Linked DNA regions of Mus musculus: region 2 is linked to region 1. A link is a contact called in ENCODE Hi-C or POLR2A ChIA-PET data. All regions are on one chromosome and are shown on one strand. Each heading gives the region's core, a stretch centred on a gene start or an enhancer-like site at or near the end of the contact. The rest is flanking DNA. Distances are from core to core; before and after follow the strand shown. Region 1 has its middle 3.4 kb from the start of Gm24240. Region 2 overlaps Eml4 (echinoderm microtubule associated protein like 4).

The links. A loop is a pair of places that touch in the nucleus more often than their neighbours do. ChIA-PET counts read pairs that join two places held with the same protein, here RNA polymerase II (POLR2A).
Region 2: a map of v-Abl transformed pro-B cells shows a loop between it and region 1 (2.9-fold over the local background). The contact joins two enhancer-like sites. A Hi-C loop is called at or near these places in 1 of 37 maps with a recorded cell type or tissue (v-Abl transformed pro-B cells). POLR2A ChIA-PET finds 5 or more read pairs at or near these places in 1 of 5 experiments (Patski).

What each region holds. Positions count from the first base shown.
Region 1 is chr17:83,271,655-83,275,053 of GRCm38, forward strand. No RefSeq gene overlaps it. Among named protein-coding and RNA genes, the nearest start is that of Gm24240, 3.4 kb to the left of the region's middle. Within about 2 kb of position 2,106, at least 2 of the 3 ENCODE cell types and tissues checked have a DNase peak (open chromatin) inside an H3K27ac peak, as active enhancers do.
Region 2 is chr17:83,396,033-83,399,173 of GRCm38, forward strand. All of the region lies in intron 1 of Eml4 (echinoderm microtubule associated protein like 4), which reads left to right. Among named protein-coding and RNA genes, the nearest start is that of Eml4, 47 kb to the left of the region's middle. Within about 2 kb of position 1,824, at least 1 of the 3 ENCODE cell types and tissues checked has a DNase peak (open chromatin) inside an H3K27ac peak, as active enhancers do.

The DNA of each region.
Region 1 (3,399 bases), core at 856-3,355:
CTCAGTGTGATTATATCTGTCCATTGCCAGCAGGTGGCGCCACAAAATCACACCTAGCAAGGAAAATGCTACCCTCTTCCAACAAAGCCGCATCACAGACCTTGCTAGGCTTTAGAGAATGATCCTCAGACCTTACAGGGGCTGGGGGCGTGGGGGGTGTCATCTATCTCAGGTATAAGCATTGTTTGCCACTGTATCATCTTTCCCAACATAATCCCTCACAAATTAAAGGTAGAAAAATGCAGTGGCTGGGGATATGGTTTAAATCAATAAAGTGTGCCACGTAAACAAATACACAACAGCCAAGTGAAAGGCTAGGCATGGAACACACTTGTATAATTCAGTGCTGAGACAAGCCGACCCCCTGGTGCTCTCTGGGCAGCCAGTGTTGCCAAAGTGGCACAGTCTGGATTTAGTGAGACCCAGTCTCAAAAACTAAGGCGGAGGGGCTGAAGCCAAGGCTCGACGGGTAAACTCCCAGTTACTGCTCTTAAAGATGATCCAGACTTGGTTCCTGTCACCCACATGGAAGTTCACAATGGTTTGTAACTCCAGCTTCAGGGGTTCCATTACCGTCTTCAGAGCCCTTTGAGGGTACCAGGCATGCATATCATACATACATACACACATACATACATACATACACACACACATATACATACATATACACACACACATACATACACATAACACATATACACACATACACACACATATGTGTATACACACACACACACACACATATATATATATATATATATATATACACACACACATACATACATACAGGCAAAACACTCATATACATAAAATAAAAATAAGTAAATCTTTTAAAAAAAAATAAGGTGGAAAGTGAAAAATAAAGACACACCTGACAGCAACCTCTGGCCTCCATGTGCACACACCACATACAGGTACAGCACACACCCATGCATTGCTCGATTACTCACATAAGTGTGTGTGAGCACACACATACACACACACACACACACACACACACACACACGATAGATAGATAGATAGATAGATAGATAGATAGATAGATAGATCGATAGATAGATAGACAGACGGTCTCTATGGGAGACACAGAAGACAAAAGGACCCAGAGAAAATGAGAAGTAGAAAGGCTGGCTCAGGAAGTGGATTTCACAGTCCCACTGACAGAAGCCACTGAGCCGTCTGTCCGCAAGGCAAGGTGACAGAAGTCAGCCTTTGCGGCAACCAGCTGGCCCCACCTGCTCACAGTGGGCCTCTGACCCTGATCGTCCCTTCCAGCTGACTTTTATTTGATACCTGGTATGTGCCGGGGACCTGTGAGAAGTGCTCTGGACACTTCCAGCCTGGGAAGAGACATAAAGCTTAAGGGACAGCATCTCTATAGCATCCCGGGCTTTAAAGGGATCCCCAGACCTTTCCCCTTCTGCCTTCCTCTTCCCAGTTTGAGGAGTGCTCAGTTAAGCCAGATACCCCAGAATTGGAGTCTGAGGAACACCCTCCTGACCTATAGGACCTCGGATCCCCAGTATCCTCCTAGCCCCTCTGACCACAGTCTCCATCATCAGTCCACCTCTCACCTGTCTGTCTCAGAGCCAAGCCTGTGACCTCTGCTCACCCTGTCCACCGCCACAGGTGCCCTTCACTAGCGGGTCCAGAAAGGAGGATGCCTCTGCTTGCCTGGAGACCGTTGCTCCGCACATTTTACCCAAGCAACTCGGATCTTACCACTCTTCTCACTGCAAACCGCCGCCGCCATCAGTTCCCTTGGGTTCACAAAAGCCCAGCTTTACAGCAAGAACTTGGGCCAGCAAGGACCTATTCACAGGGACCAGCCTAGCCAACTGCTCTCGGTGAGGAGCCAGGAATGTGAAAACGTTAATGGTTGCAGGGCTGCTTGCCCTTCTGCACCCCCACCCTCCAGTGCTCCCCCGTTGCCCTATCCCTTCCTCTGAACTGGGTCTGTTGTATCCGTGCGGATCAAGAGTCAAGACCTCCGGGGTTGAGGGACAGGAGGGAAGGAGGCTCTAGGGAAATCCGTACAACTCAGAGGGCCCTCTGTCTCTGCCGTTCCTTCTGCCAGGTCTCCATTCCCTCTCACACCCACCCCCCTCAGCACCCCAGGGGGGTTCACTTTACTCTCCTGCTCTGACTGGGAGAGACCACGCCTTTGACTGAGACCACGCCTTAACTCCTCCCCAGCCCAGAGTCCACACACGGCCCAGGTCCCAGAACCTTGGAACCTTGAATTATTCCGCTTGAACCCCTAAGAGGTCACAGCGGTGATGTTCTTTCCATAAAATGATAAAAGTAACCATCCGACTAAGTAGCCCTCAGATGCCAGGCACCCACTGGCCCCAACTCCAGCCCACTGGGCTTGTGCATTCCTCGGAACTCTCTCCTTCCATCCCCACCCCTACATTTCCTGTCAGTCCCTACTATCCCCTGTTGGGGTGTCTATGCCCACTGATCCCGGGGGGGGGGGGGTGGGGAACAGGACTGACAGAACCCACCCCCTTATGAACACTGGAGGAGGAAGTAGCTACTGGAGGTCACTGTCTTGGCCATTTCCTGTTTCAGGAACAAAGATGCCAAAATATGTTCCTTTTTCTTATGAAAAAAATGTAGGGGTTTTGAGAGTTGGAATTCCCAGAACCATTGTCGATGCTGTGAGCTGACCGGGTTGGAAGCCTTTGCCAAGGCTGCCTGGGCTGTTCTCACGGGTGAGTGTCTAGAGGCAGTTCTGGAAATGATGTCTGGATCTCTCTCACTGATGGACAGGCCTGACCTCAGCCTCCTGTCCTCCCAGGGTTCAGGGGGAACTTATGCAGAGGAGAGAGTCCCCTCTCCAGACCTTTGGCTACTTGGATGGCCTGAAAGGGTGAAACATAAGATACAGCAGCACTTGGGCTTTGAGCTTAAAGTCACTCTGTCCTGAAGGCAGACAGCTTAGTGAAAGCCATTTCTGTCCTCTGTCTCAGGCTAGGCCACTTATAAGCCCCATCGGAATGACCAAATAGTATCAATTTGCATGAAACCAGAACCTTCTAGGCTGTCCAGGAATGGGGGAGCATGGAAGTAAAGGGGATCGGGAAAACGGGGCTCTACCAATACGACCAAGATAGACAGACCTAGAGCCGGGACAGGAATGTCCACGAGTCGGTGTGGCCTCGGGAGACACAGAGCCAAGCCCCCAGGACCTTCCCATCCTGGATCTGGGTAGCAGGTGGCAAGTACCCTCTGTGTGCTGGCTCCATATTGGCCAGCTTTGCCTCTGGTCTATGTTGTTAGTATCGGGCCTGCCCAATTCCCTCCTCATCCTTCTTATTCATTCAACAAACATTTAAGCAGTCTTTATACTGGAAGGTAAACACTACTAGACGGTAGGTCCCCAAAGGTATATGA
Region 2 (3,141 bases), core at 574-3,073, 120 kb after region 1:
ATTAGTGCTATGCCATACTCTGCCACTAGACCAGCCCTTTTCTTTGGCATCTTGAACAACTTTTAGATACAGTATTCATATACTTGAAAGAGTTTGTATAGGTCTTTCAGGAGGGATGTCCAACAAAGTAGATAGTAGATAGTTCTCAAACATAGTAACTAAGAGTAGGAGCCTAGCTTTCTGGCCCAAACTCAGATTTATTTGAGAAGAAAGAATTACCAATCTAATATAATCTATAAGTAAATTATTAGTACTCTTATCTTATCAAATTGATGTGGAGAAAAAGGTTGGTTGTGTCATACTGCAGAAGAGAAAGAAGTGGTTTTGCTAATCCTAGATAGAAAGCACTTCTTAACTTCAAGAGGCTGTCATCATGCAGTTTAAAGAACTATAGAACCAGCTGAAATTGGGAGGTTAAAGTTAACATACAACTGCTTCTGGCTCCCTGGGAATCATTATTAAGAATCTGAAGGCTTCCTAATTTGTGATGACTCAGACGCACTCCGCAGCTCACTTAAGTCTCATTAGTCTCTCCATTGCTTACCTATTGATGATCTGTACCAGTTGTTAATCAGAACAGTTGCTTTCTGAATTCTTATTGTAGAATACTCTTTTAAAGGCTCCCACTTTCCCACAAGGTTATTGGAAATAAATGTAGGTGGTTTTCCACATTCCACTTCTATCAGCTTACAGATTCATTGATCCTGTGTAGTCTCCTCTCCTTCACAGCTCTGCATGTTCCGTTTGGGTTACGGTTCATTTATTAACTATTTTTTTGTGTGTGAATGTGTTTATAGCAGTCATATTACTTGTGTTTATTTTGGGTTGGTATAGGTTTTTTGTAAATACAAAGTTTTAAAGTAACAAATTGAAGAAAATCCTCTGCCACCTTCAATACTTTTTTGTGAATCTGTTGTTTAGTTGACTTCAGAAGTGCTCACACAAAAAATACATTGTAACTCTTTCTCCCTTCCTCACTTCTTCCCCTCACCACCACTCCCCCCCCCCCTTCAGAGGTGCCTCTGTAATAACAGCCTCTCACATGAAAAAAAAACCATTATATTCATTGTCACCTGGCTTTACATGGTGTGAGACAGACTGAAATATCTCTGACTTTACGTTACTTGTCAGCATCAATGGTTTAAAATGAGTGTATACAAGCAGTCGTGAATTGTTTTATCTTATAGATTAATTGATACTACTATAGCTTGTAACATTTTAAAATAATTTTGAAAATGACTTAATTATGTTTATTAGTGAAATGGTTATATCATATATAGTCTAAATATTTAGGTTTTAAAATTAATGAAAAGTGATTATTCTTTATGCTCCAAGTGGGTTTCATTTTAAACAAAAGCAAAAGGAAGAAGGAAGTGTGACCTGCCACTGCACGCACAGTGTTTATTTTTATTTCCTACCCAAAAAAATGATCACTTTTGTACTTCTGAAGTGGTATTTATAGAAATGGTACTGTGTTGCAGTTTCAGAAGAAGGAGAACTTGGGTTTGGATTTGAAGCTGTGGATGAGGAGCAGCTGAAGCACCCAAGCCTCCAACCAGCCTCAAGCCAGCGCATGGCTGTGGCAATCACGTCTGTTAGCTGTCTCTGTGGCCTGAGGCAGTTCTGTTTCCTGTTTGCTTGCTCTCCTTCAGCTTCTTTGTGTCACTTTATCAATGAGCAGAAAACTTTTAGCTCAGAGAGCAAAGGGACAGGAGAGGGACTGTCTTAAGCATGTTTTACTTGTGTCAGCCTAGATGGGCTTTGTGATAGGCCATCTGGATGGAGAGGATTTCCTCAGAATGTCAAGTATGTCGTGAGATTTTGAGCTGGGGTTTTCTTGCAGTGTCCGGAAAGGCAGCAGGAAACAGGCAGAAATGCTAAGAGCGGAAGACAGCTTGCCAGTGGCTTCAGTGTGTGATTCCTGTATGTAGAAGAGTCCTGTCTGTCACACTTGACTTGCTTGAACAAAAGAGGCTGGAGGTGGGGACTAATCAAGATCCTGTTCTTCCCTGCACTCTTAAGTGTGCCCGAAAAGAATGGCATAAGTGTTGGCCTAAGTGCTCTGAGTACTTAAAACTGCTCACTTTATAACAAGTGTGTGCTACACGGTTTTCTTCTCCTAAGAAGCATACTCTTCTTAGATATTAATTAGATATTAATCCTTTCTCAAGAATAATATATTACATAAGTTAGTTATGTAATGTACTATTATCCTTGAGAAAAGAATAGAAAGCACTAGCTTTTCGTGGACAGCAATTTAAAATAGTGCCTCCTAAAAAATCAGATTGTATATTTCATCCTCAGTCAGGTCCAACCAAAGCCCTCATGGAAACAGAATTATCTGCACATATTTTAAATTTTGTATTGGATTAATGATAGAATAGTTACTATTTTTTTGAAACTAGGTACCATCCTTGGATTACAGTAGTAAAATGACCTTTTTTCATGTTTTTTTTTTAATTAAGATATTTATTTGTTTTATGTATGTATGCTCTATCTGCAATTATACCTATGTGCCAGAAGACGGGGCATCAGATCCCATTGTAATTGGTTGCAAGCCACCGCATGATTGCTGGGAATTGAACTCGGGGACCTCTGGAAGAGCAACCAATGCTCCTAACTGCTGAGTCATCTCTCCATCCCCCTTTTTCATTTTCTTAAACACAATTTTTTGTGTTATATGCTAGATGACTTTTAGTGACAATAGCTTACAAGGGAAAAGCAGTCTTTTTTAAAGTAGATAAGTGTGTCTCAGTGTTCTGTTGCTGTGAACCATGGCCAAAACAACTCTTCTGAAAGAAAGCTTGGAATGAGGGGCTTCCGTACTGTCTCAGAGGTTTAGTCAATTATGCTCATGGTGGGGAGTGTGATAGCATGCAGGCAGGTGCTGGAAAAGAAGCTGAGAGCACCTGGTCCTCCAGCAAGGCCACACCTCCTAAGTAGTGTCACCCCATGGTAACTAAGTATTCAAATATATGAGCCTGTGGGGACCATCCTTATTTAAACCACCCAAAGTATTATTTCACTTTCAAAATCAGAAAGGAGTCTTGCTTTTGTTATCATTGTATTGTTAAACAGAGGTAATGAATATTACTGATTACTACAAATTTAAAATACCTGAGTTTTAAAATATTATTTAGT